3 separate regions of the Homo sapiens genome follow, and regions 1 and 2 are each linked to region 3. A link is a loop called in an ENCODE intact Hi-C map of the cell type or tissue named here. Cell type or tissue: B cell. All regions are shown on one strand. Each heading gives the region's core, and the rest is flanking DNA. Links, peaks and the distances in the headings are about the cores only.

Region 1 (9,769 bases), core at 1,267-9,266, 85 kb before region 3:
CAGGGTTTCACCGTGTTGGCCAGGATGGTCTCAATCTCTTGACCTCGTGATCTGCCCACCTCGGCCTCCCAAAGTCCTGGGATTACAGGCGTGAGCCTCTGCGCCCAGCCCTGGCTCAGATTTTCTAGGGTTCAAATATTCGCATGTGGGGGGATCTTTTGTCATACTAATTCATGCATTTCCTGGGTCTTTGAGATTTTTGAAATCAGATAAATCCAATGCACAGGCTCATGTCTGTAATCCCAGCACTTTGGAAGGCCGAGACAGGAGAATCACTTGAGGTCAGGAGTTCAAGACCAGCCTGATCAACATGGTGAAACCACTTCTCTATTTTAAAAGAATACAAAAAGCGGGCCGGGTGCGGTGGCTCATGCCTGTAATCCCAACACTTTGGGAGGCCGAGACAGGCAGATCACAAGGTCAGGAGTTCAAGACCAGCCTTGAACTCCTGTCAACATGGTGAGACCCCGTCTCTACTAAAAATACCAAAAACTAGCCAAAATCTCTACTAAAAATACCAAAAATTAGCCGGGTGTGGTGGTGTACACCTGTAATACCAGCAACTCAGGAGGCTGAGGCAGGAGAATTGCTTGAACCCGGGAGGTGGAGTTTGCAGTGAGCTGAGATCGCGCCATTGTACTCCAGCCTGTGCAACAAGAGCAAAACTCCATCTCAAAAAAAAAAAAAAATACAAAAAGCCAGGAGTGGTGGCTCACACCTGTAATCCCAGCACTTTGGGAGGCTGAGGCAGGTGGATCACCTGAGTTCAAGACCAGCCTGGCCAACATGGTGAAACCTCATCTCTACAAAAAATACAAAAATTAGCCAGGCGTGGTGGTGCATGTCTATAATTCCAGCTACTTGGGAGGCTGAGGCTGGAGAATACTCGGGAGATGGAGGTTGTAGTGGGCTGAGATCATGCCACTGCACTCCAGCCTGGGTGATAGAGTGAGACTCTGTTTCAAAAAAAAAAAAGTAGGCCAGGTGCGGTGGCTCACACCTGTAACCCCAGCACTTTGGGAGGCCAAGGCGGGTGGATCACGAGGTCAGGAGTTCGAGACCAGCCTGGCCAACATGGTGAAACCCCGTCTCTACTAAAAGTACAAAAATTAGCTGGGTGTGGTGGCGCACGCCTGTAATCCCAGGTACTCAGGAGGCCAAGGCAGGAGAATAGCTTGAACCCAGGAGGCGGAGGTTGCAGTGAGCCGTGATCCTGCCACTGCACTCCAGCCTGGGCTACAGAGTGAGACTCTGTCTCAAAAAAAAAAAAAAAAATGATGCACAATATATTGCCAGGCTCAACAATCCACAGCCACTCCAGGGGATCCCCAGAGCCCCAGGCCACCCGTGGTGTGGGCTTTAGCAACTTTGACCCGCACTCTGCTCTGGTGCCCTCTCCTGGTCAGACCCTTCTGCTCAGGGCATCATGCACGGCTGGGGGGCCTCAGCCCTAGAGGAGCAGTTCAGAGATTAACCCACTTCAGTGTAGAAGCTCCCCCACCTCCCAACAGAGGCACTATGTCTCTTGGTGGAAAAACAAATTTCACTGTCATTTTCTTCCAGCCCTCTCCAACCCACAGCCTAACTTGGTCTCCAGTTAAATGACTGTCTTCTGGAAGCCTGTACATAGTTTAAGATGGGTCTCTGCAGATACACTCCCAATTCCTTGGACTTTCTGCTCATTGGCAGTGAAGCTCTGGGAAGGCAGAGGAGAGGTGAGCAGTGCCTACAGGAAACCCTGCCAGGAGTTCCACAGGCTGGCTGGCTCTGCAGCTCCTCTGCACCCCAGATCATCCCAGGGCCAGGTAACAGACAACTTGGGACACTCTACACCGCAGAGCCTGCGGAAATTATTCAAACTAACCAACCCTAAGCCTACTCACCTTGCCTTGCCCATTCCTTCCAGAGAAAACCCAATAAAGCCTTTTATCCACGCCTTCCCCTCGCTCCTGCCTTCTGGCCAACCTCAATGCTTCTCTGCATGGCCCTGCATGGGGTGGCGTGCTCCCTCCTCTTGAGAACTGTAACTTTTTTTTTTCTTTTTTTTTTTGTGGTGGGGTCCTCACAGTCTCACTCTGTCACCCAGGCTGGAGTGCAGTGGCACAATCACAGTTCACTGCAGCCTCCACCTCCTGGTGCAAGTGATCCTTCTGCCTCAGCCTCCTGAGTAGCTGGGACTACAGGCACGTGCTACCACGCCTGGCTAATTTTTGTATTTTTGTAGACAGAGGGTTTTGCCATGTTGCCCAGGTTGGTCTTAAACTTCTGGGCTGTCTCAGCCTCCCAAAGTGCTGGGGGTGAGCTACCATGCCTGGCCAAGTAATTAGCTTTCTTTTCTTTTCCTTTTTGAGATGGAGTTTTGCTCTTTTGCCCAGGCTGGAGTGAAGTGGTACAATCTCAGCTTACCCCAACCTCCTCCATCCCCCGGGGTTCAAGTGAGTCTCCTGCCTCAGTTTCTCGAGTAGCTGGGATTACGGGCACCCACCACCAAGTCAGGCTAATTTTTGTATTTTCAGTAGAGACAGGGTTTTGCCATGTTGGCCAGGCTGGTCTCAAACTCATGACCTCAGGTGATCCACCCACCTTGGCCTCCCAAAGTGCTGGGATTACAGGCATGAGCCACCGTGCTCAAGTAACTAGTTTTCAATGGCAAATGTCTCCAGATCTGTAAGCCTTGCCATATCTGTATAAAAAGCAACTACCAGGTACATTTTAAAACACTGATCATCATGGCATCCTTGGAGCTGTGTTCTGGGAGAGGAGTATGCAGGAGCCCTCCTGGAGCTCACTTGGAGGGGGGCCTCTGGGCCAAGTGACTGGAGCAAGCAGAGGGGAAAGACACCCCTCTTCACTTTACCCATCATGGATGGTTAACCTCAGAGACCATTAGGCCCAGAATGAGCCCCAGAGTGACCTTAATCCCCTTCATTTGCACATGGGGTTAATGAGACTCAGAAGGGAAGGGAGACACCAACTGCAGAGACAAAGTGACCATTTGGGCTGCAAACCTGCCGTGTTGACTCTGATTAGCTCCAGTCCCAGGAATGCCTCCTGATTCCTACACTTAATCAGGAACACCATGGAACACTGGTGTTCCATGAAAGGGCCTGGACTTAATTTCCTGTCCTTAGTGTGAGAACGTGTCAACCCTGATGTTATCACACAAATTCTAGGCTATGATGCACAGCATTCCTGCCTGCTCTGGATTGCTGCCATTGTCTCTGTAGAGCAATGCACACTTTCTCCATGGTGTACAAGCCCTGGGTCTGGGAGTGTGGACACCTGTCTTGCTGTCACCCAAGACCATGCTTCTGCCTTAAATTCCCCAAATAAACCACCCTTTGCTGACACACTGGATGTGTGTGCCTTGTTCTTTGGTTTCTCAGCTCCTTCTGCGTTTGGGGCTGCTTTGCGTATGTGGCCCTTTCACAGAGCACCAGTGTTCACACAGCACATGGGAAATATGATCTCATTGCTCTCCTTGCCACCCCCCCCCCACTTTTTTTTTGAGATGAAGTCTCGCTCTGTCACCCAGGCTGGAGTGCAGTGGCGTGATCTCAGCTCACTGAAACCTCCGCCTCCCAGGTTCAAGCAATCCTGCCTCAGCCTCCCAATAGCTGGGATTAGAGAGATGCACCACCACCCCCAGCTAATTTTTGTATTTTAGTAGAAATGGGGTTTTGCCATGTTGGCCAGGCTGGTCTTGAACTCCTGACCTCAGGTGATCCACCCGCCTTGGCCTCCCAAAGTGCTGGGATTACAGGCATGAGCCACTGCAACCAGCCTCATTGCCCCTTTCTGACCTGCTCATAGCCTAAGCCCAGGCTAAAAGTGAAACAGGAAAACCAGTCCCCATTCTTCACCCCACAGAAGCCTGGGAGCTAATCCTGATGTTGTAAATGGGATATGGGGAACCTGAGGTGATGGGGAGAGAGTGTTGAACAAGCCTGACTCTGTCCAAGCCAGGCACAGGACCAAAGGACCTGAGTCGCTGACGTCAGAGAGTGCTTTACTGGGCTTCTCAGTCTTGTGTGACCCTGGGCAGGTTTTTCGTCTGGTCCTTTAGGCTCCGAATAAATGATGGCAAAAACTTGGTCTCCAAATTCTATGATGACTTCACCAGAAGATTCGTATAAGGATGTTCATAGCAGCTTCATTCATAGTATCCCCAAACTGGAAATATCCCAGGATTCCACCAATAGCAGAATGAAAAGCAATCTGTGGTCAGGCACACAATGGAACACTGCTCAGCAATAAAAGCACCGCTGGCACACACAGCCTCACGCTGCACAAAAAGAACATAGTTCCCAACGGAGAACATATTGTATGAGCCCATGAATAGGAGGTTCCAGAATAGGCAAAACTTACCCAGAGTGGGAGAAAAGCAGAACAGTGGTGGTCTTTGTGGGGACAGAAGCCTTACCCAGGCAGGAGCAGAGTCGCAGAGCACAGGAGCCATGGATATGGTCCCAGTGAGGATGCACTGCTGGCTGCATGTGCCTGGCCAGGGTGTTCATATCACTGGGGGGGACAGGCTTTGTGCTGGCTGCTCCCCGATGAGTAAATTAACATGTGGACTCACTTAGGTGGAGAAAATGTACTCAGTGAGGCTGTGAGTGCCAAGCGTGTCTTTCCCCTCTCCTGCAAATCCAAACTTACTCATTAGGGCTCTGAGTTTTTGTTCCTAGGCTTTATTTACATTTTCTTCTCCGGCTTGTGCCACGTGCAGTGAACACGTGTCACATTGCAGTTTTCTACAGGGTTCCTCCTTGGAGGTTTTCTTTTTTCTTTTTTTTTTGAGATGGAGTTTGGCTCTTGTGGCCCAGGCTGGAGTGCAATGGCATGATCTCGGCTCACCACAACCTCCACCTCCCGGGTTCAAGTGATTCTCCTGCCTCAACCTCCCGAGTAGCAGGGATTACAGGCATGCGCCACCACGCTTGGTTAATTTTTGTATTTTTAGTAGAGACAGGTTTTCACCATGTTGACCAGGCTGGTCTCAAACTCCCAACCTCAGGTGATCCACCTGCCTCAGCCTCCCAAAGTGCTGGGATTACAGGCATGAGCCACCACACCCAGCGGAGGTTTCCTCTTCCTACTCAGGTGTTCAGTACACAATGCTCTGTCCCACACCCTGGCTTCTATTCCCCTGTTGCCCAGGTGTCCTGAGGCTCTCTGGATGTGTTAGGTCATTCTTGCATTTCTATAAAGGAATACCTGAGGCTGGGCAATTTATTGGATTGGTGCAAACATAATTGCAGTTTTTGCTACTTTTTCTTAATGCAAAAGCTGCAAATTACTTTTGCACCAACCTAATATAAAGAAAAGAGGTTTAAGTGGCTCACGGTTCTGCAGGCTGTACAGGAAGCAGGGCACCAGCATTTGCTCAGCTTCTGGGGAGGTGTCAGAGCTTTTACTTGTGGTGGAAGGGGAAGTGAGAGCAGCATGTCACATGGGGAAAGCAGAAGCAGAGAAAGCATTGCACCAGTGAAGCTGCACACTTAAACAACCAGACCTCAGCAGAACTCACTATCACGAGGACAGCACCAAGCCACGAAGAATCTGCTCCCACGATCCAAGCACCTCCCTCCAAGCCCCACCTCCAACATTGGGGATTACATCTCAACGTGAGGTTTGGGCAGGGACAAACATCCAAACTCTATCATTCTGCCCCTGGCCCCTCCAAATCTTATATTCTTCTCACATTGCAAAATACAATCATGCCTTCCCAATAGTCTCCCAAAGTCTTTTTTTTTTTTAGACAGTGCCTCACTCTGTTGCCCAGGCCGGAGTGCAGTGGCACTATCTTGGCTCACTGCAACCTCTGCCTCCTGGGTTCAAGTGATTCTCATGCCTCAGCAATCCGAGTAGCTGGGATTACAGGCATGCGCCACCGTGTCTGGCTAATTTTTGTATTTTTAGTAGATGCGGGGTATCACCATGTTGGTCAGGCTGGTCTGACCAACTGGCTTCAAGTGATCCACCTGTCTTGGCCTCCCGAAGTGCTGGGATTACAGGCATGAGCCACCATGCCTGGCCCCAATAGTCTCCCAAAGTCTTAACTCATTCCAGCATTAACACAAAGTCCCATGTCCAGGTCCAGAGTTTCATCTGAGACTCATTTCCTTCCTCCATCTATAAGCCTGTAAAATCAAAACAAGTTATTTACTTCTAAGATACAATGGGGAAGTGGGCATTGGGTAAACATTCCTGTTCCAAAAGGGAGAAATTGGCCAAAAGGAAAGGGCTACAGGCTCCAATTAAGTCAGAAACTCAGTAGGGCAGTCATTAAATCTTAAAGCTCCAGGCTGGGCATGGTGGATCATGCCTGTAATCCTAGCACTTTGAGAGGCCGAGGCAGGTGGATCACTTGAGCTTGAGAGTTTGAGACCAGCCTGGACAGCATAGCTAAACTTCATCTCTACATATATATACACACACACATATATATAATATTATATATATAATATATCATATAATATTAATATTATATATTATATATAAACATACACACACATATATTATACATATTATATATAATGTATAAACATACACATATATATTATATATATAAACATACATATATATATATAATCTGGGTATGGTGGTGTGCACCTGTGGTCCCAGCTACTCAGAAGGCTGAGGTGGGAGGATCGTTCGAGCCTGGGAGGTGGAGGTTGCAGTAAGCCAAGATCACACCATTGCACTCCAGCCTGGACAACAGAACAAGACCCTGTCTCAAAATAACAAAAAACAAAAACAAAACAAAAAAAACTTAAACTCTAAAAGAATCTCCTTTGACTCCATGTCCCACATCCAGGGACACTGGCATGAGGTCTGGACTCCCAAGGCTTTGGGCAGCTCCGCCCCTGTGGCTTTGCAAGGTTCAGCTCCCGTCGCTCCTGTCACAGTTTTCTGGGCACAAGGGTACAAGCTGCCAGTGGCTCTACCATTCCAGGGCCTGGAGGACATTAGCCCCCCTTCCCAGAGCTCCACTAAACAGTGCACCAGTGGGGATTTTGTGTGTGGGGCCTCCAACCCCACATTTCCACTATTCCACCTCTTCGGAGGTTTTCTCTTTCTACTCAGGTGTTTGCCACATGGTGCTCTGTCCCACACACTAGTTTCTATTCGCTTGTTGGCCAAAGGTCCTGAGGCTTTCTGGTTGTGTTAGGCCATTCTTGCATTGCTATAAAGGAATACCTGAGGCTGGGCAATACTGTGCTAGTAGAGGTTCTCTCTGAGGGCTCCAGCCCTGCTGTAGGTTTCTGCTTGGGCACCCAGGCTTTCTCATACATCCTCTGAAATCTAGGGGGAAGCTGCCAAGCCTCATTCACTGTTGTACTCTGCCAGCCTACAAGCTTAACACCACATGGAAGCCACCAAGGCTTATGGCTTGCACCCTCTGTGGCTGTGGCCCAAGCTGTCCCTAGGGCCCTTTGAGCCATGGCTGGAGCTGGAGCCTCCCTAAGTGGCACAGGGCACACTTCAGGCTGGGCCCATAAAACCATTCTTTCTTTCTAGGCCTCTGCACCTGTGATGGGAGGAGCTTCCTTAAAGGTCTGTGAAATGCCTTTGAGGCCCTTTTCCCATTGTCTTGGCTGTTAATTAGCACTTGGCTCCCTTTCAGTTATGCAAATTTCTCTAGCAAATGATTATTCTGCAGCCTGCTTTAATTCTTCCCCTGATAGTGCTTTTACTTTTTCTGCCACATGCTCAAGCTGCAAAATTTCCAAACTTTTATGCTCTGCTTCCCTTTTGAATATAAATTTTAAATATAAGTCACAATGGGCCATCTGTGACATCATGCTGGGGCTGCTTGCCCACTTGGCTCCCTCTAGGGAAGTACTCCCAGCTGCCCACAGTCATCCTTCTCCATCCCACTGACCTTCCACCCGTGACCAATCAGGAGATGTTTCCAGTTTATTGGTGAATTTATTAGGGCTCAGAGAGGATGACCTATCCAAGGTCCCACTGCCAACTGAATGTAGGACAAGTCTCTGAACCCAGTGTGCCCCTGCCAGAAAGTAGCAGGGATCACAGAAGTCCAGCAGAGGTCTGCCGCCTTGGACCCCGCCTCTTACACATTGAGTGTGGTTTCTGCAGTGATGGTAAATAAGCCTCGAGCCCTTAATTCCTTAATTTGTTCACTAACTCTATATTTTCCATAAATGTGGCAAACATTTCTCTCAGTTGATCTTTTGTGAGTCTTCATTACAGTGGATTTTTATCTTTGATTTTTCTATTTCTCAGTTTTGACTTTCATTTTGGCAGCAAATAATTATTTTTATTGAGTCCCATTTAGGGTGACTTTTATTAAAGGAAAAATAGAAAGTGATGATCTTATCCCACAGGGCGTTGTTTCCCACAGAATTTATAGCTGGCTGTGTCATGTTAAAAATGAAAATAAGGATAGGCACGGTGGCTCACACCTGTAATCCCAGCACTTTGGGAGGCTGAGGCAGGCAGATCGCTTGAGCCCAGGAGTGTGAGACCAGCCTGGGCCACATGGGGAGACCCTGTCTCTACAAAAGATACAAAAATTAGCCAGGCATGGCAGCACACACCTGCAGTTCCAGCTACTTGGGAGGCTGAGGTGGGAGGTTTGCTTGAGGCCAGGAGGTCAAGGCTGCAGTGTTCACACCACTGCACTCCAGCCTGGGTGACAGAGTGAGACTTTGTCTCAAAAAAGAGATAAATTTTTAAAAATTAAGGTTGTGGGAAGAACACTTCCTTAAATAATACCCTTTAATGCCTATGTTCATAAAGGAATCTGTGTATGGCAGGAAAGAGACAGAGTGACAACACAGAGGTTTACAGGCTCTTTCTGTAAGTGTTGCTCACCATAAATGACCCACCCAAAGCTCATCCAGCTCCTTCTTCTCCACAATTGATCTGAAGTCACCAGGAAGGAAAATGAGCCAAAGTGCATAATGGCTACACCCTAAGAGGGGTTATCAAGTTTCTTTGGCACTGGACTACTTGAATTTGAGCCCCTACTTGTCACTGGCCATCATTTGTGGGCTGAGGGCATGTCTTAGATTCCCACACTCTACATGCAAAGAGGAAGGCAATGGAGCCCAACTCACAGAGGTTCTGTGAGTTTCATGTGGGGACAATAAAATCACTCAGAACAATATGTTGACAAAAAGAGTCAAACTCTGTAAGATATTTGAAGAGATTTATTCTGAGCCAAATATGAGTGACCATGGCCCATGACACAGCCCTCAGGAGGTCCTGAGAACATGTGTCCAAAGTGGCTGGGGTGCAGAAGCCTGGTTTTATACATTTTAGAGATGCATGAGACATCAATCAAATACATTTGAGAAATACATTTGTTTGGTCCAGAAACGGAGGACAATTTGAAGGGGGGTGGGGTTCCAGGCTATAGGTAAATTTAAACATTTTCTGGTTGACAATTGGTTGAGTTTGTCTAAAGACCTGGGATTAATAGAAAGGAAATGTTTAGGTTAAGATAAAAGATTGTGGAGACCAAGGTTCTTTTGATGTCTCATAGTGGCTGCCCTTAGAGACAATAGATGACAAATGTTTCCCATTCTGACCTTTAAAAAGCTGGTAGACTCTCAGCTAATCTCTTCAGAACTGGGAGGGCCTGAAACAAAAAGATCTAGCTATGTTAATAGAGATTCTTTACAGATGCAAATTTCTCCCCCACAAAGGATGGCTTTGCAGGGCCATTTCAAGGTATGGCAAATAAACTTGTTTGGGGGTAAAATATTTTGATTTTCTGTTTTGTCATGTGATGTTA
Region 2 (9,769 bases), core at 686-8,685, 72 kb after region 3:
CTGCTACACAGTAGCTATTCACAGGGACAATGCCACTACTGATCAGCACGGGAGTTTGAACTTGCTCCCTTATATTTTATTATAAATATTAACTAAAATGGGCTCAAACCGTCCGTCTGTCCCTATGTTTCTCAGTGGATGCTACCACGCACCTTCTTCCTGGGCTGCTGGCCATGAAGCCACATGCATCCACCTGGGCAGTTACTGGTGGCCTGTTTCCCACTGCAGGGACAGAGAGGCCACAACTGAGATTGCCCACTGTCACTGAGCTTTAGAATGTTGCCAGTTATAGACACACAAACAATGCCGGGATGAACTTGTCAGTACTCAAATCTAACTATCCCCAGTATTCCTCTCTGAACACCAACTTCTAATAGAGGAGAGGAATCCCTGTGCTGCCCCTGGTCCCATCTACCTTTTTTAACCAAAGGTCATTGGAGACAGCCCTGATAACTGCAACCAAAGGCTTGACAATTTGTAAGGCCACTCTAATTGCTCCTTTCCCTTCTCGCTGTTGTAAAGTAATGCATGCTTACTAAAGAAAAATGGGGGCCAGGCACGGTGGCCCAAGACTGTACTCTCAGCACTTTGGGAGGCCGAGGTGGGCAGATCACTTGAGGTCAGAAGTTTGAGACCAGCCCGACCAACATGGTGAAACCCTGTCTCTACTAAAAATACAAAAATTAGCCGGGCATGGTGGCACGCGCCTGAAATCCCAGCTACTCGGGACGCTGAGGCACGAGAATCACTTGAACCCAGGACGCGGAGGTCTCAGGGAGCCAAGATTGCACCACTGCACTCCAGCCTGGGTGACAGAGTGAGACTCTGATTCAAAAAAAAAAAAAAAAAAAAAAAAGAAAGAAGGAGAAAGAGAGAAAGAAAAGAAAAGAGAAAAGAAAAGAAAAATGGGAACTGAAAAAAACTAAAACTATACATACTTCCATCATCAAAACACAAGCACTCTCATTTCGGGAGCATTTTTTCCCAGCCTTTGTTTTTTGCAAATCTCTTGCTACAGGTCAAAGTGCTTGGCGGGGGCTGGGCTGGCTCCTGCCCCTCAGGCCTGCATCCCTGCGCCCACCCTGCATGCCACCCTTCAAAGAGCCTGTGCAGGCTCAGCTCACTCAGGGAAAGCCCAGACACGTGTCTGCACAAGTGTTTCTGGGAAGCATTTTTAACTGGTTTCTTTCCTTGGCAATGACTTCCTAGAAAATCTTTCCTAAATGTAACTTTGCATGGGATCCCTCCCTGACTGGGAGGGACACTGGGTGACAAGAATACACACTTACGGCAGCATGAAATGCCATCTCAGCAAGCATATCTGAAATGTTTTGAAGACAGGGCTGTGTCTGCCATCTTCTTCCCAGTGAGCCACACTCCACCCTGAGCATGGGCAGTCAATGCAGTGCAGACCTGCCTGGGGCACTGACCTGCTCAGCCACTTCTCTGCTCATGGCAAGTGCCAGCTGCAGCTGAAGCTCCTCTTCTCCACTAGTCTGGGGCCGGGCTTGCTCCAGCTCGGAGGACACTCGCGGGGAGGTGGCTGTTGGGGAAGACCAAGTCATCATATGCAAAAGACAAGGCTGATACAGCTCCTGCACAGCAGTTTCCTGGGCAGACCACATTCCATTCCCATCTCAAACCCGCAAGGTCCAGCAGTAGCCCAACAATGCAGGCAGAGGAAAGGAAAGGCTTACAAATATTTGAATGTTAAAATCAAGTGACAGTCAAACGTAGCTTTCCCAACTACAGAAGTCCCCTGGTACCAACCAAGAGAAGATGCCTTTGGGTATGCAAGCCCCAGCCATCAGGCCTCACAAGGATCAGAACCTCAGTCTTCACGGCAGATCTGCAGTGCTCCAAAAAAGGAACTAACTCAAAGACCCAAAGTATAGCTCTTGAACAGATGAACCAAAGAGCATCCTTCAAACAGGTGGAGGGCATCTGGAGACCAAAGACTCCACTCCAGGCACACCAACATTCAAGAGCTGACTTTTGAGGCCAGGCGCGGTGGCTCACGCCTATAATCCTCACACTTTGGGAGGCCGAGGCGGGCGGATCACAAGGTCAAGAGATCGAGACCATCCTGGCCAACATGGTGAAACGCCATCTCTACTAAAAATACAAAAATTAGCTGGGCATGGTGGCGTGTGCCTATAATCCCAGCTAGCAGGAGAATCACTTAGAGACCCGGGATATGGAGGTTGCAGTGAGCCAAGATCTCGCCACTGCACTCCAGCCTAGTGACAGAGCGAGACTCCGTCTCAAAAAAAAAAAAAAAAAAAGAGTTGACCTTTGTCTCTCGTAGTGTTACTACGAGATCATGGAAAATGAAGCCCGCCCATTTCTGCAGTGACCCCAAACATTTTCGTTCTGTAAGCAGCTTTGTACACTGATTAGAAAGAAATGCAGATAAAAATGCAGACACTTTTGCTGTGCACTTAGCTAGTTTAAATACTTCTAAGCAGCTCCTGGAAAGACAGTTTTTATTGAATGAATGAGATGTGAACTCCTAGCTGATGTAACAAACCCCACGGGAGTCTTAACATTCACAACATAAACCATGGTGCTGGGTGCTGGGGCTTACACAGCCATCAGGATGTTTCACGATCAGGGAATCTAAATGCTTTTAGAAATTATTGTAGTTTTAGAAGTATGTGCCCACCTCTGCCCCCGTTTCAGGAAGGGTCCATAGCTTCTCTAAAACTCTCAGAACAAGACCTGCCCTCTGAGAGATTTGGAGCTACTGCTTTAGATGGTTCCTTGCCCTGTCCTCCTCCCGGGTCTCCGTGCAGGCTGTTCCCTCAGCGCACCCACCTCCTCTTTTGTAGTCAGAGCTCGGCTTCCCGGACCTGGTCCTTCCCCTCCATCCTGATGCTGTGTCAGACTCTGCACCTCTGCACCTCTCCCTTGTAGCACTCACCCCTGGCTGACAAACACCTGTTGGGTGGAGGCTTACATGCATGCACAGACAGGTGCATGCACAGGTCGACAGATGGACAACTACAGAATTCAATTTCATGGTTAACGGGTCATTTTAAAATGTTCTAATTGTGCCGGGCATGGCGGCTTATGCCTGTAATCCTAGCACTTTGGGAGGCTGAGACGGGCGGATCACCTGAGGCCAGGAGTTCTAGACAAGCCTGGCCAAAATGGTAAAACCCGGTCTCTACTAAAAACACAAAAATTAGCTGGGTGTGGTGGCGGGCGCCAGTAATCCCAACTACTTGGGAGGCTGAGGCAGGAGAATTGCTTGAACACAGAAGGCAGAGGTTGCAGTGAGCCAAGATCAAGCTACTGCACTCCAGCCTGGGCAAAAGAGCAAGACTGCATCTCAAAAAATAAATAAATGTTCTAATTGTGTATTAGTTTACTTCCTTCTTTCATTACATCTATTTTAGGAAACCTAACTAGCAGGATTCATTCACCTAGGTGTTGCTTCTGCCTTACTTTCCAATCTAAATTTGCTTCTTAGGGTTTTCCTCTTTGAGAGAAACTAAAAGGTTAGGAATAATTCCTGACAAAGGAGGCTTTCAGATAGCTGGGCCATGGCTATGGTGAATAAAACAGGGGAAGAGGCCTAAATGCAATTCAGGCCACAGACGGGATCCACAGAAGAACCAGGGGAGGTAGAAAGAGGCTGCTTCTGGGCAGAGGGCTGAGGTGGGGCCGGGCAGGAGACTGGGAACTTCTCTACCATGTGAGGTTGCCAAGCAGAGGCATCACCCTGTCATGAAATTCTTAAAAACACACAAAACATATAGCAATAAATTTACTTTGGAACGGGCCGGGCACAGTGGCTCACGCCTGTAATCCCAGCACTTCGGGATGCCGAGGCAGGCAGATCACGAGGTCAGGAGATCGAGACCATTCTAGCTACGAGGTCAGGAGATTGAGACCATCCTAGCTAACATGATGAAACCTCATCTCTACTAAAAATACAAAATAAATTAGCCGGGCATGGTGGTGGGCACCCATAATCCCAGCTACTCAGGAGGCTGAGGTAGGAAAATGGCATGAACCCAAGAGGCAGAGCTTGCAGTGAGCTGAGATCGCGCCACTGCACTCCAGCCTGGGTGACAGAGCGAGACTCCATCTCCAAAAAAAAAAGAAAGTTGCAGCTATAAAAACATAAATGTATTTTTCTAAATAAAATCAAGTCAAATCCCATCCTAGTGTTATCACTCAATTATATTTCCCAAAGTATCTCTTCAGAAATAAAGCTAGAGGGTAAAGAAAAGTCCTCAATCCACCTTAACAACTTGATTTCTTAATAATACACCAAAACAAAAAGTATATTTTTTTGTTCGTTTTGTTCCTAAACTTCACCTATGCCAATCAGAACTCTCAAGTTTGGGCTTTCCTATGTTCAAAAAGATGTCACCATCCACATGGAAGAGAATAAAGGAAGCCAGACAGTTCCTGGGGACTCTTCTCAAGTGAACAGGGCACTCACACCCAAATCATTAACCACTCCAGCCACCTGTTCCCAGCCTCTTTCCTGATAAGGAATCTCTGAGGCTTGGTTCACAAAACCCTTGCTATAAAGCAAATATTGCACTTACGACATCCTTCATTTACTACCAAATGGAAACCACAAATGAATCAAGTAGAAGGCTCATATCCCACCCCACCCCAAAAAAAGTGCTCTGGAAAACAAGCCCCATCCTGGCAGGGAAGCTGGTACTGAGTTGCACAGCTACAGTGCCTGATACAGCCAGGTTGGAGGGGGAGAGTGGGCACGGGGCTCTGAACTGGACCTGCTGGAGAAGTGAGGCCTCCTTTGTCCTCTGAGCTTTCTAGCACATCTGCAAGGCCAGAATAGCTTCAAATGCAAATGTACATGTTTACGTCTACCATAACTGACACTGTTAGAATAACGCACAGCTGGCACATACTGGCTCACCACATCATAGCTCGTCACATCAATGTAGAAATTAAAGACAATGGGTATTCCCCTGAATGTTGTGGTTTTCATAAACGGATGTACAGCTTTCAGTTCTGCAGATGGCAGAATTCTTGGCCACCAACCATTGAACATCAGCTGAGCTACACACAACGGGACTGAGCTTCGAGGGAGGATTCCAGCAGAGATATTCTTGCCTTGGTGACAGCAACTCAGCTCCACAAAGGGCCTCTTGTGCCCATGCACATGACAGTGAACACAGACGTCGTTGTGAGACAGGCCTGAATGGGCCCTTCTGACCACCTGAGCCTGGCCTTGGCTCTGCTCTGAGGATCTGAAGGTTCAGAGCTCACAGGGACCAAGGGAAAAAGCAAGTGCTGGGGGATGTGCCACTCTCTCATTGTTGCAGGTTGCTTTCCCAGACACTCACTGGAAGGAAGAACGGGAATTGTTAGTTTAAGCTCATCACTAAAGTCGCATCAAATGCACGGACCTTCTCCCAGGAAGGCGGCCTTTTGCATTATGAACCCCACTGGAAGAGCTCCAAGTCTTCACTTGCTGTGGTCAAGAACTGTAACCACAGGTAGGCCTTATTTCTATCCTTTCCAGTCTGTCACACCAGCTGAGAAAAAGCCTAAGGGGGAGAGGCTGAGTAGGAAGGCTAGAAAAGCCCAACATTTCCCTCAAAATACAATCTAAAAAGAAGACCAAGAAAACTCTCCCAACTCAGGCAGACAAGGGTCTCTCCCACTCGAGTCCACCCTGTCTGCTCCAGGGACTGCCCGGCAGAGCCTGGGTGCCTGTACTCTGTGCTGGGGGAGAGACACCCTTTCCCAAATGCGCTCCTAAAACAAAGGGTGAAAGATTTTTTAATAAAGATGCTTCAGTGGGCCACTTTCAGGTAACTGTGAAAGAAGGCAATCGAGTTGGTAGAAAAACAGGAAATTGATTCTTATCAGCTACATTTTGCAATTTTCCTAGAAAGTATGGAAGCAGCATCTGCCAGTCACATAGTGCTGATTAAAAAGCCTCCTCTAATCTGCATGGATAGGTCAAACAGAAAGAAAGTGGCAAGTACAAAAAACACAAATGTAGGCTAGGCATGGTGGCTCATGCTTGTAATGATGTCACAGCACTTTGGGAGACCGAAGGGGGTGGATCACTTGAGGCCAGGAGTTCGAGATCAGCCTGGCCAACGAGGGCAAAACCCTGTCTCTACTAAACATACAAAATTTAGCTGGGTGTGGTGGCACGTGCCTGTAGTCCCAGCTACCCAGGAGGCTGAGGCATGAAAATCACTTGAACTAAGCAGGTGGAGGTTGCAGCGAGCCAAGATCATACCACTGCACTCCAGCCTGGGCAACAGAGCAAGACTGTCTCAAAAAAAAAAAAAAAAAAAAAAAACCAAAGTATATTTTTACATTTTACAGCACATGGGACAGGATTCTACCATCAAATGGCTCTGTGCAGTGGGCAGCATGACTGCACTGGTACGTGAGCGTCACAGACCCTGTGGAGAAGGCAGGGTGAGGTCCTGGTTTTCCTATGTCCCTGGGCCTGGTGTGGCAATGCTGGGTACACAGGCATGTCTGACAACTCAGAAAAAATGAAAGGTTGCCAGGCCTTGGGGGCGTGAGAAGACCCCATGTGGGCCCAAGCACTGCTACCACCTCTCACACCCTGTGCATGTCAGCCAAGGGAAGACCAGATAGTGGAAAGAGCACTGGACGGACAAATCTTGTCCCCACCGCTGACAAGCAGTGGGAGTCCATGTGATAGCCTGACCTCTTTGAGCTTCTGCTCCCACATCAGTGAAATGAAGACAGTGGGGCCTGTGGGAGGAGGTAAACAACTGACCTACCAAGGGGTCAGGAGTGCTGGGATGCAGTTGGCTCTTCCCTGTGGATTCCAGCCCTGTCCTGAGCTGGTGCTCTTTCCTCCATCCATGGGGACCAGACCACCTGAGGGCTAAGCTCCTTCAGACACCCCACCCTCCACGTCACACACAGAAAGCGTGGCCCTTCCCAGGCCTCCGAGGAACAGGCCTGGGGTTGCTTTCTGCTGGGCTGACCTACTTCGAGGGAGGGGCTAGGGAGCCAGCACTGAGCACAGGGTCAGCGTCCACTGTCCAGTGGCCAGTTCTCTAGTTCAGCTAAGTTCCTTCCTTGTTACTGAACAGCAGTGAAACGCTTCCTCAATGTGGTGACATCATCCTGTGGTTCCAGGGGCCACTTCCTGAATCAGCAATGACCTTGGCTACTGAGGACGTTCCTGCCACTTCTCAACACAGGAGAGCCTCCAAGGCCCTTACTTTACCTCCTCGCAGGGAGATGCTGGGAAGGCTGCTTTTAGTCTAACGAGGCAAATTATAAAAAAGTTAAGTTCAGATTACACCAGGTTATTTATTTATTTATTTTTTGAGACGGAGTCTCACTCTGTCACCTAGACTGGAGTGCAATGGAGTGGTCTCAGATCACTTCAACCTCCACCTCCCGAGTTCAAGCGATTCTCCTGCCTCAGCCTCCTGAGTAGCTGGGACTACAGGCACGCACCACCACATCCAGCTAATTTTTGTATTTTTAGGAGAGACGGGATTTCACTATGTTGGCCAGGCTGGTCTTGAACTCCTAACCTCGTGATCTGCCTGCCTCGGCCTCCCAAACTGCTGGGATTACAGGCGTGAGCCACCCCACCCGGACTACACCAGGTAATATTTAACAGGAACATATATATATATGTGATGCAAAAGACAAAAAGGTGTATAATGAAAAATGCAATGAAGCATGACCACAGCCAGATCACTGTCCAGCCACAAGGTGGATGTGACTTTACAACACAGGGACAAACCACAAAGTTATTTTGTGCTGTGGCCAACGCTGGCACTATCGGTGGTGGGAGGGCTGCCTGTCAGGTGACGTCATACCCCCATCTATGACAGTCCCAGCAAAACGCTGATGTGCACAGAATCCAGACTCTAGCCGTGATTCCGGTTCTCAGGAAGCTCAGGGTGAGGGCCAGGCTGAGCATGGTGAGAGGCAGCAGACAGATCCAGGCCAGGGACAGACATCCCGAAGGAAGGCTGGCCCGGAGAAATGGAGAACGTGCTGCCATGACACAGACTGCAGGGACAGGATGGCCAGACTCAGCCTGGGGTCCTGGGGTGGACTCACATTAGGCTGATCAGCAGCAAGACACTTTCAGACAACTTGAAAAATGTGACCATGACCTCAGCGTGAGATGATGCTGCTAATTTCCCATTTTGTGAGGTGTGTGACTGTGTGTGTGACAGTGGCTGTGTGACTCTCCAGGAAGAGATGTGTACTGAAGCATTTAGGGGAGTAATGTGAGGATACCCACAACTTATTCTTAAATATTTCAGCATAAAAGGAAGTGAGAGCTACTCCTCTCATCCTGCCCCACTGCTCTCCCCAGAGGAAACAGCTGTTCACATTTTCTTGTGCTTCCACCCAGGAAAGCGACTGAACGCACACTCTGTGTGTGGATGCCTGTAGTGCGCTTCCGTCTCTGACACTCGCCCAGAGGGAACTCTTCCTCCCTGCCCTATGTGCTTCTCCCACCTGGGCCTGACCCCAGGCCGAGTGTCATCAGCCTGAGAGAGCAGCCCAGTGTGGCAGACGAGAGCACGGGCCCTCAAGTCCATGCCTGGGCTCAGATCTGGGCTCTGCCACTTCTTAATGCATGACCTTGGCCTAGGTCAGCTGTCCCCAACCTTTCTGGCACCAGACACTGGTTTAGTGGAAGACAATTTTTCCACGGCCAGGGGTGGGGTCGGGGATGGTTTCAGGATGATTCAAGCACATTACATTTATTGTGCACTTTATTTCTATTATTATTACATTGTAATATAGAATGAAATAATTCTACAACTCACCATAATATAGAATCAGTGGGAGCCCTGAGCTTGTTTCCTTGCAACTACACAGTTCCATCTGGGGGTGATGGGAAACACTGACCATCAGGCATTAGATTCTCATAAGGAGCATACAACCTAGATCCCTCACATGTGCAGTTCACAATAAGGTTTGCGCTCCTATGAGAATCTAATGCCACTGCTGATTTGACAGGAGGTGGAGCTCAGACAGTAATGCAAGTGATGGGGAGCGGCTATAAATACAGATGAAGCTTTGGGTCTGTGGCCCGGAGGTTGGGGACCCCTGGCCTAGGTGATTACCTTCTCAGTGCCTGTTTTCTCATCTGCAGAATGGGGACGGGAAACCGTCTCCCAGGGTTGTTGTGGGGAACGAACAAGAAGCGATGTGAAAATCACCCACTGCCTGTGCAACACTGTCTCTCGAGGAACCCTCCATCCATAAGGGGGTGCTGCCCCACTTACAGTCCAGGCTGAGGCCTAGGGGTGCAGTGACTGTCCCAAGGCCACCCAGCTGGGGCAGGTGGAGTCTGACCCTGAAGGTCTGGCTCTTCATTACCAACCCTTCCCACTGATGAGGACACCGGGGCCCAGAGAGGGTAAATGGCTGCGGCTCACAGCCGCCCAGGGGCAGGATGAGAACTCAGAGCCAAGACTCAGGACCTATGCCCCACGCTTGCTCCTAGCACCCTAAAGGGGCTTTGCACCCTCAGTCAGTTACATGCGCACACCCACACCAAGCAGGGCCTCCTCTAGGCCTGAGGAAAGTCCCTGTTCCCATGAGCTTGTGTTCTAGTAAGGAGAGACCATAAACAAATCTAAAAAGGAGGGACAGGGCAGGGCAGGGTGGGGAAGAGGAGAGCTTGCTCAGCTATGCTCTGACAGGAGGCGATGGCACAGAGCCCTGGAAGGAACGGCAAAAGGGCAGGGGCACTTCTGTTCTGAGAGCAGGGGACAGGCTCTGAGGCTAGTGT
Region 3 (9,769 bases), core at 469-8,468:
TCCTGGAGGTCAGGCAGGTCAGCCAGCAGCATTGGGGAGTCCATCTGGATCTCACGCTGCAGGGACTCAATATCGGCAGGGTTCATGCCATGGCCTTCGAGCCAGTCAGCAAGCAGGGAGGCTGAGAGAGAGGCTGAATCTGCCTGGCTGCAGGGGAAGGAAAGGGAGGGGTGCTATTAGCCTAGGCTGGACCCTCACCCATCCCACAGGTGCATGTCTCCTGCACCAGGAACCTCTCCCCACAGTCCCAGTCTAGGAGCTCAGTCCAGCCACCTTACCCATCCTGTGGCCCATCAGCCACGCCCATGTCGAAAGACTGGTTTAAGAATTCCTCCAGGTCAAAGCCAACACCGTAGCCAGCCCCACTGCCCTTTGGTGTGCCTGAGAACACAGGGGGCAGGGGGTCCTCCACCTGCAGGGAATGACAGGTTACAATGCAGACAGACTGAGGTCTGTAGGCCACCCTGTCCCAATGCTGCTGACTACTCCGCCTGGATATCTGGGAGTGCTAACACCAGTCTCGGCAGTCAGTGAGTGCTGGCTGGCCCCATCTCTGGGCTAGGCACTTTGCAGGCCATATTTAACTTGTCTCCTAACAACCTCTTCATTGCCATTATGCTCCTTCTGTGAGCAAGAGGACACGTTCAGAGATAAAGCCCCATCTGCTGCTCAGTTTTTGTGGAACACTGACCGCTTCCTGAACCCATTTTCCTTTGGCCCAGACCCAGGTGTCCCCATGGCCTGGGCCTCCCTCTCACCTGTGACTTAGATAGCTGCTGGGTCACAAGGTTGACATCAGGTGACTCTGACATGGAAGACTGAGGGGCTCCCCCGGCGTCTGGGGGCGGCAGGCCAGGTGGGAAGTAAGGCAAAACTCCTGGGGTGCTGGAGCCAGGCAGCCCAGGGGGTGGCACAAGTGACTGGGCAGCCAGGAGGCTGGTGGAGGTGGCAATCTGGGGTGGCGCGGGGACAGGGATGGGCCCAGGAGGGCCAGTGGGGTGGGGTGCAGGGCCAGGGGGTGGGCAGGCAGGCTGGGGTACAGGGCCAGAGGTAGAGCCCGCAGATTGTGGTTGCGGGCCAGTGGGCTGGGCTACAGGGCCAGGAGGAGGACTGGTAGGTTGGACTGGGGTTGGGGTTGGCGTTGGCGCTGGGGCAGGGGCCGGCACAGAGGTGAGGGCTGGGGCTGCGGGCCGGGCCATTCGAGTCCAGCGTTCCAACAGGCTTCTGTCATTGTCACTGAGCACTAGTCCAGCCAAGGGGTCAGTGGAGGGGCCCCCAGAGGCCCCAGCCCCCCGTTCCTTTCGCTCCCGCTCCTGCCGCCGTTTCTCCCGCTCCTTGGCTCGTTCTTGCCGCCTCCGCCGCTTCTCCTCCCGCTCCCGCTGGCGCTCCTGGGCTGTCACCGGCTTCCGAGGCTCAGGAGCCTCCAGGGGTGCGCTGGGGCCATCTGCGGGGAAGTTGGGCAGGGGAGAAGGTAAAAGCCTGAAGCCTTGTCCAAGTCCAAGTCTCCCCTCTGCCCACCCGACCTGCCCACAAGGCACCTCTGAGCCGGCTCCTCAAAGACTTGAGCAGGGCAGCTTTAAGGGCAGCCTTAGTATTGTCTGAGATGGCACCATCTTTCTTTGGTGGGGCAGGCTCACTGACTGGTGGAGGTGGCTGCAGGGTCAGATCAATGGTGTCAGGTGCAGGGCCGGGGCATGGTGGCGGGGCTGGTGGTGGAGACTCCATGGCACAGTCCCCACTGGGAGCCCAGGGACTGGGCATTTCAACATCTGGACAGCCAGGCTCACTAGCCACAGGCTGTAGAGAAGGCTGGAAGCGGATCTGTTGGCGGATGCCCTCACGCCTTGCATGGAAGTCCTCAATTTCAGCCACAATGGCCTCCTTAATGCGCTCCCGAGTGAGGGCTTCGCGGTCAAAGGCAAAGTCAAAGGGCGGGGCACAGTCAGGCTCATCATCAGGATCATGGTACTTGGCCAGGAAAGGGTGGCGAAGGGCAGCAGCTGCTGAGATGCGAGCGCTGGGCTCAAAACGCAGCATGCGACCCAGCAGTGATAGGGCCTGGCGGTCGGCACCTGGGTACACTGTCTCCCAGGGCACAGGCTGGCGTGGTGGCAAGCTCTGGATATAGGCCCGCACCCTCTCAGCCCCCACAGCCTGAATCACGGCTGGTGATGGGGTACCCAGCACCATCATGATGAGCTGTAGCTGGTGTACATAGTTTTTGCCTGGGAAGAGCTGGCGCCGGGCCAGCATCTCACCAAAGATGCAGCCCACAGACCAGAGGTCAATAGCCTGTGTATACTCATGCAAAGAGAGCATGAGCTCGGGCGCACGGTACCAGCGCGTGGCCACATACTCAGTCATGAAGTACTGATGTTCAGCGGGCGAGGTGCACAGGCCACGAGCCATACCAAAGTCACCAATCTTGAGCTCACAGTTCTCATTCACCAATAGGTTGGAGGGCTTCAGGTCACGGTGGATGACCTGAGCCGAGTGCATGTACTTCAGGCCCCGCAGCAGTTGGTACAGGAAGTAGCGCACGTGTTCCAGTGTGAGGGGCTGTGAGGAGTGGATGATCTGGTGCAGGTCGCTTTCCATCAGGTCCAGGACCACGTAGCTGGAAGGGGAAGGAAGGAGAGAAGCATGGGTTGGCCTGATCACACTCCAGGGACAAGCCCCATCCTCACCACACCCTTCCGATTCCAGACAGGTAACAGCCTTACCCTGGGACCCCATAGGGGCTGACGGCATGGTATGGAAGAAGAGCATCACGTTTTAGATTCTCTACGACTTTTCCATGAACTTGGTTAAATCACTTTTGTCTCCAGACCTAGTTTCCCCATCAGATAAAAGATGGGGTTGGACTACACCAGGGCTGGCCAATAGGTTTCCTTTTGGGGCTATCTCCATTGTTTGGTAGTGGCAGCTTGAAGAACTATGATGAAAATTGACCAGGCTTGTCCACTGTCTGTAGGAAAGTGTTCTGTGATTGATTAGTGAAGTCTGCTATGGGAATAGGAGGGTGTGGTCATAGTAGGAATGTCCTACATTTGACATCCTATATACTAAGATTCTATAAAACTGTAAAATCATCTGTACACTTCTTGAGGAATAACAGTTGTCCCTGGCAAAACTCTAAAGAACTGGTCCTAGAACTGCGGGAATTTTCCCAGCCTGCTTCAGATTAGATTCAGCTGCCTTTCCAGAACTTCGGCAACATGGTTGCAGCCTTCAGAAAAGTCCCAAGTCTGGCTCCCTCTCCCATCCCGCTTCTTACACAGATTTGAATTCGCCATAGGGCACGGTGGGCCTCAGGATGTCCTTGATGGCGATGATGTTGTCGTGTTTAAAGTGCTTGAGGATCTTCAGCTCCCTGAGGGTCCGCTTGGCATTGGTCACCACATCGAAAGCATTAGGGATCTTCTTGATGGCCACCTGCTGGCCTGAGGAGCAGGGAAAAGGGACATACCAGAGGATACCTTGGAGAAACTGCAGAGTCGACTCAGCCCCTATCAACACCTCCCTTCTAGGATGCAAATGACAACAGCTACCAAGTATTGGGTACCTACTATGTGCCAAGCCCTGTGCTAAGCATGTTACCTACATTATTAAATGTTACCTTCACAACTCCCCTGCGGGGCAGGTCCCAATAGGTCAACGTTAAAGAGAAGGAAATATGGCTTAGTAACTTGTTGGAGGTTGCACGGATGCCCAGTGGTGTAGCTCAGCCTCTTATGCCTACACCCTCTCCATCTCAGACCTCACCCATCCCACCACCAGTTCCTTATGCCAGTGTCTGGCTCCAGAACACATTTCTCTCTTAGACACGAAGGACTGGCTCTCCATTCTGGTCTAACTGGGACTATCATTTTCCTAAGGAGGAAGTAGGCAGGCAGGATGGCAAAACCACCAGGCCGGAGTTTCAGAGAACCGAGCCTCCCCGGAGCCTGGCAGGCAGAAGGCCCTGGTCAGTGTGTGTTGACTGGAGCCAGAACTCGCACCCCGCTTTCCTTCCCGGCTGTCTGGGACAGGCCGGTTTCCCACTCCCTGCGACGCTGCCACATCTGGGAGGCGACGGCTCAGGAAGCTCACCGGTGAGGCGGCGGCGGGCGGAGGACACCACTCCATAGGCCCCGTTGCCTATGGTCTCGATGATCTCGTACTCGTCGCCCACGTCAAAGGTCACATCGAAGGAGCGGGCTTTAAGCAGGGCCAGGTTCTTGGCCGCTACAGAGGCAGCGGTGTGGGCGGGTTCGGCCTTCACGGGCCCGGGGGGCTCCGCAGAGCCGTCCTCGCCGTCTTCCTCCTTCAGAGGCTCGGCCATGGTGTCTGTGTGGAGACTCGGGTGAGGAGAGGACCACCTACCGTGGGCCTCAGTGTCCCCTCTGCGGGCTGGGGAGCAGGACCAGGGAACTTCCCAGTTTCCTAAACCGACAAGGGCAGAAGCGCGCGGCTGGTTCGTGGCAGACTAGCTACCCCAGGGGTCCGGGCCCAGAGCCGGGGGCCCGCCAGGGTCGGGGGAGGGGTAGGCGAGGCGCGGGCCAGGAAGAAAGGGAGGGGCGGGGCACCTGGGTTTCCTCAGGGCCGCACTCACCCCCGCGCCTCCTCAAGGCTTTCAGAGGTCCCGAGGCTCGCCGGCCTCCCGTCCCCAGCGCGGGGGTCTCCGAGGGTGGCTCACTTACTTGTTCAAAGGCCGCAGCCACCACCTCAGCGTCTTGAGCTGCCCTGTCCGTCCCCCTCCGCCCCGCCTCCCAAGGCCACGCTCCCTCCAGCTCCTGGCCAATCGCTGAGCTACTGCTGCGGAGGGTCCTGCCCCTTCTACCTACTGCGTCCAATCCTAGCCCACCGGCCGAGAAAGCCACGCCTGGCGCGCGCCGCTGTCCAGCTCGCCGGCGGGAGCCGCCCAAAGGGTGCCCGGCACTTCGCAGGGGTGTGCTCCCCGCCCTGCACCGCCTTCAAACGCATGCGCACTGGCAGTCGGGCGCCAAGTGAATGGAAGGCAACGCCCCTGCACGTAGCGCGCGCGTCCCCATGAAGCTCTCAACCTCATCCGGCCAATCACAGCTAGTCCCGTGAGCTCGGGGAACTGCCCGGCCTGAGATGCCCAGGTCTGGGACTGTTACCTTGGCTACTGGCTCCCGAAGTCCCCTTCCGCCCAGGGAATTGTGTCCGCCATTTGCTTGGTCCCAGGAGCTCTGGGAATGTGTCATCCCCGGTAGAGGGTGCCCGTCACGGCCAACCACAGAGATCCCGGTCCTCCGGGATTCTAGAGCGTCCGGCCGAACCCTCCACTGACTTCCGGTGGCTGAGCCTCTCCGCAGCTTCCGGCCAAGTTGGACTGCAGCTCGCGGTTTCCTGGCTTCTAGGTATCTTCCCTCCGCTCGTTTGTCTGTCCCGCGATTCCCGTGCTTTGGGCTGCAGCGGAGTTAACCGAGGCGGCCGCCCAACCTCTGCTCCTCTGCGGAGCCCGCGGGTGGGCGGAGCCCTCGCTGGAACCGAGCTGTCCCGACCCACCCCAAAATCCGATAGTTTATTCGTTCATTCATGTAGCAAATGTTTATGGAGCACCGCCCCTCTAAGGCTCAGTGCCGGGAGGCGAAGGTGGACATGGTGGATACTGTGAGCTGGAAGGAAAGGTTTTCTAAAGGGAGCTCGAGGTAGGGCCGAAAAGAAGTGAAGAATTTTGGTTTCACTCCTAGGCGGCTTCTAGAAAAAAGCAATATGTATGCATATTCGTACCTACCTCCCCTTTGGTGTACAAAAATGTAGCATATTATGCTCTTTTCCTGAAGATCATTCCATATCAATAACTGGAGGGGTCCCTCACTTTTAAACAACTTTTAATAACATACCATAAAACTCATCCTTTTATAGTGTACAATTCAGTGTTTTTTGGTATATTCACAGTTGAGCAGCCATCATCACTACCTAATTTTAGGTAGAGTGGTTTATGGAACATTTTCATCGCCCCTAAAAGAAACCTATGTGAACCAAGTATCTGAGACAAGTCTCAAGTCAATTTAGAAAGTTTATTTTGCCAATGTTAAGGACATGGTGGTGACAGCCTCAGGAGGTCCTACAACATGTGCCCAAGATGGTCGGGGCATAGTCAGCCTTTATACATTTCAGGAAGACATAATACATAAGTCAATACATGCAAGATTGACATTGATTTGATGTGCTTATTGGCCATTTGTCTCCTTTGGGGAAATGTCTGTTCAATGTCTATTCTGGAAGGGCGGGACAACTCAAAGGGGAGGGGCTTCCAAGTCACAGGTAGATTTAAACATATCCTGATTGGCAGTTGGTTACAAGAGTTATTATCTATAGAAAGGAATATCTGGGTTATGATAAGGGGTTGTGGAGACCTAGGGTTTTTTGGTTGTTTATTTTATTTTATTTTATTTTATTTTATTTTATTTTATTTTATTTTATTTGAAGAGTGAGTCTCACTCTGTTGCCCAGGCTGGAGTGCAGTGGTGCGATCTCGGCTCACTGCAACCTCCCCCTCCTGGTCTCCTGCCTCAGCCTCCCGAATAGCTGGGATCACAGGCATGAGCCATCAAGCCCGGCTTTTTTTTTTTTTTTTTTTTTTTTTTTGTATTTTAGTAGAGATGGGGTTTCACCCTGTTGGCCTGGCTGGTCTCGAACTCCTGACCTCAAGTCATCCACGCCCCCCTGCTCCCGGCCTCCCAAAGTGCTGGGATTACAGGCGTGAGCCACTGCACCTGGCCAGGAGACCTAGGTTTTATTATGCAGTTGAAGCCTCCCAGTAGCAGGCTATAGAGAGAATAGACAAATATTTCTTATCAGACTTAAGGTCAGTGTTGATGTTAATGTTGGAGGGGTATAATAAGGCATGTCCAACTCTCACCTCCCATCGTGGCCTGAACCAGTCTTTCAGGTTAAATTTTAGGGTGTGCTGGCCAAGGAGGGAGTCCATTCAGATGGTTGCAAAGGGCCTTCTAATTTTATTTTTGGTTTATACCCATTAACGGTCACTCCTCATTCCTCTTTCACCAGAGCCCTTGCAACCACTGAACTACTTTCTGTCTCTATGGACTTGCGTATTGTGGATGCTCTATACTAATGGAATCACACACTGTGTAGTCTTTTGTGTTTGGCTTATTTCACTTAGCATAAAGTTCATGTTGTCATATTAGCACTAATTTTTATGGCCAAATATATTGCATTGTTTAGATATACCATATTTTGTTTATCCATCAGTTTATGAACATTTGGGTTGTTTCAACTTTTTGGCTATTATGATAATGCTTCTGAGAACATTTGTTTACAAGTTTTTTTGTGGACATGTTTTCCTTTCTCTTGGGAGTGGGATTGCTGGGTCACATGGTAAACTATTAACTTCTTGAGAAAGTGCCAAGCTGTTTTCTCCAGCAGTTGCACCATTTTACAAATTCACCAGCAATATTTAAGAGTTCCGATTTCTCCACATCCTCACCAACACCTCTTTTCTTTTTCTGATACTGAGTCTCACTCTATCGCCCAGGCTGGAGTGCACTGGCACGATCTCGGCTCACTGCAACATCTGCACCCCAGGTTCAAGCAATTCTTCTCCCTCAGCTTCCCGAGTAGTTGGGATTACAGGTCCCCACCACCATGTCCAGCTAATTTTTATATTTTTATTAGAGATGGTCAGGCTGGTTTCGAACTCCTGACCTCAAGTGATCCACCTGCCTCAGCCTCCCAAAGTGCTGGGATTACAGGCATGAGCCACAGTACCCAGCCTTATTATTATTATTATTTTTTAATTATAGCCATCCTAGTGGGTGTGAAGTGATACGTCATTGTAGTTTTGATTTGCATTTCCCTAATGACTAAGGATGTTTTCACGGTTTATTGGCCATTTGTCTCCTTTGGGGAAATGTCTGTTCAATATCTATTCAAATCCTTTGACCTTTTTTTTTTTTCTTTTTGAGACAGGGTTTCACTCCAGCCCAGGCTAGAGTGCGGTGGTAGGATCTCAGCTCACTGCAGCCTCCGCCTCCCAAGCTCAAGTGATTCTCCTGCCTCAGCCTCTCAAGTAGCTAGGACTACAGGCACACATCATTGCACTCAGCTAATTTTTGTATTTTTAGCAGAGACAGGGTCTCACTGTGTTGGCCAGGCTAGTCTTGAACTCCTGAGCTCAAGTGATCGGCCTACGTCAGCCTCCCAAAGTGCTGGGATTACAGGCATGAGCCACCGCATCAGCCCTCTGTCCATTTTTAATTGGATTATTTGCCTTTTTATTGTTGAGCTGTCAGAGTTCTTTATATATTCTAAACAAAAGTCCCTTATCAGATGATTTACAGATACAGATATTACCTTATTAGATGATTTACAGATATTTACTTCCCATGATTTACAGATATTTACTTCCATTTCTCAGATCGTCTTTTCACTTTCTTGATAACATCCTCTGTTCCACAAAAGTTTTTAATTTTGATGAAGTCCAGTTATCTGTTTTGTCTTTTGTCACTTGTGCTATTGTCATATCTAAAAAAAAAGCACTCATTTTTACAGCTGCATGATATTCCTTTACGAATATAACCTATTTAACCAAGACCCCCTAGATAGACATTTAGATGAGTTCAGTTTTTTCACTATTGCAAACAATGCTGCAATAAATTTTCTTGAACACATCATTTTGCACACAGCAAGTGTATATGCAGGAAGAATACCAGAAGTGGGAGTGTCAAGTTAAAGAGTATTGTTCTTACAATTTTAGTAGCTAATGTCAAATTTCTATCCTTAGAGATTATACTGATTTAGACACCCACCAGTGGTATGAGAGAATGACTCACACGGTGCTTTTTAAAAGCTTGGAATTATTTGCCTGTCAAAAATGGGGAGATTTGCCATAAGAATCCTGATTTTTGCTTTCTTTTGGGAAATCAGATCAGCATTTCTACGTAGCCATCGAACTGTGACCCCGCCATTGAAAGAACATGTGCTCTCTAATTCACCACAGTCCCTGCCACTCCCTGACAGCCTCCCCAGCACAGGCCGAGGGTCAGATGCTACTTATCATTGTGCTTTCACAACTGTTTTCTACATCTTATTAAAAGCAGGAAAACAAAAGAGGCTGAGATGACATGTGTTTCAGGAAAAGAAAGACCAAGTATATCTTTTTGTGGGAACAAAGACAATCTCATGTGTTATATACAGATACTCCACTCACTTGGCTCACGTTTCCTGCATGGCCACAGTGGGCATTTGAGTTCAAGATTTCTGGTTTAGGTTACCAAAAGCCCCTGAACTAATGTAAATGTCTACCTAGGATTTTTGAGTAGACAAATGCCCTTCAGAGCTGCCTTCCTGAAAGGTATTTCTGGCAGACATCATGGAGGGTGTACTTGAAGGCAGAGCATGCCTTGATTAAAAGACAGACGTGGGATTGGGTGCGGTGACTCACGCCTGTAATCCCAGCACTCTAGGAGGCTGAGGCTGGGGGATCACCTGAGGTCAAGAGTTTGAGACCAGCCTGGCCAACATGATGAAACCCTGTCTCTACTAAAAATACAAAAATTAGGCTGGGCGCGGTGTCTCAATCCTGGCACTTTGGGAGTCCGCGGCAGGTGGATCACCTGAGGTCAGGGGTTTGAGACCAGCCTGACTAACATGGTGAAACCCTGTCTCTGCTAAAAATACAAAATACAAAAATTAGCTGGGCATGTTGGCAGGCGCCTATAATCCCAGCTGCTCGGGAGGCTGAGGCAGGAGAATTGCTTGAACTCGGGAGGTGGAGGTTGCAGTGAGCCAAGAT

Evidence for each region. Hi-C counts contacts between places; a loop is a spot of excess contacts. Peaks named below come from ENCODE experiments on the same cell type or tissue, not always from the same donor. Only the 100,000 strongest peaks of a DNase experiment are listed, where the experiment ranks them.
Region 1: a loop joins it to region 3, with 10 times the contacts of the local background. A loop is called at or near these places in 9 of 110 quality-filtered maps.
Region 2: a loop joins it to region 3, with 3 times the contacts of the local background. A loop is called at or near these places in 3 of 110 quality-filtered maps.

The regions. Positions count from the first base shown.
Region 1 is chr17:19,459,045-19,468,813 of GRCh38, reverse strand. It overlaps LOC105371574 (a long non-coding RNA gene), which reads left to right and starts at 7,843. Exons shown (of 3, transcript NR_188341.1): 1 at 7,843-8,111. RefSeq lists enhancers at 5,361-5,906, 7,547-8,093, 8,094-8,640, 9,188-9,733, 9,734-9,769. In B cell, for the core only: no CTCF peak of the experiment used is centred there; DNase peaks (open chromatin) are centred at 5,453, 6,107 and 7,388; H3K4me3 peaks cover 633 bases; H3K27ac peaks cover 3,478 bases.
Region 2 is chr17:19,301,659-19,311,427 of GRCh38, reverse strand. EPN2 (epsin 2) reads right to left here. Exons shown (of 11, transcript NM_014964.5): 5 at 1,431-1,543. It overlaps EPN2-AS1 (EPN2 antisense RNA 1), which reads left to right and starts at 5,167. Exons shown (of 3, transcript NR_048576.1): 1 at 5,167-5,489; 2 at 7,490-7,613. RefSeq lists enhancers at 674-1,589, 1,590-2,506, 5,075-5,204, 7,033-7,232. In B cell, for the core only: no CTCF peak of the experiment used is centred there; DNase peaks (open chromatin) are centred at 4,937, 6,087, 7,117 and 8,277; H3K4me3 peaks cover 1,425 bases; H3K27ac peaks cover 541 bases; H3K27me3 peaks cover 1,805 bases.
Region 3 is chr17:19,373,456-19,383,224 of GRCh38, reverse strand. It overlaps MAPK7 (mitogen-activated protein kinase 7), which reads right to left and starts at 4,727. Exons shown (of 7, transcript NM_002749.4): 1 at 4,595-4,727; 2 at 4,093-4,329; 3 at 3,278-3,443; 4 at 1,539-2,617; 5 at 759-1,444; 6 at 279-412; 7 at 1-147. The coding sequence starts at 4,324. It also overlaps a transcript of B9D1 not described here. RefSeq lists enhancers at 1-55, 56-556, 1,802-2,764, 5,102-5,331 and silencers at 4,502-4,761, 4,832-4,891, 5,602-5,651. In B cell, for the core only: no CTCF peak of the experiment used is centred there; a DNase peak (open chromatin) is centred at 4,954; H3K4me3 peaks cover 2,347 bases; H3K27ac peaks cover 1,907 bases.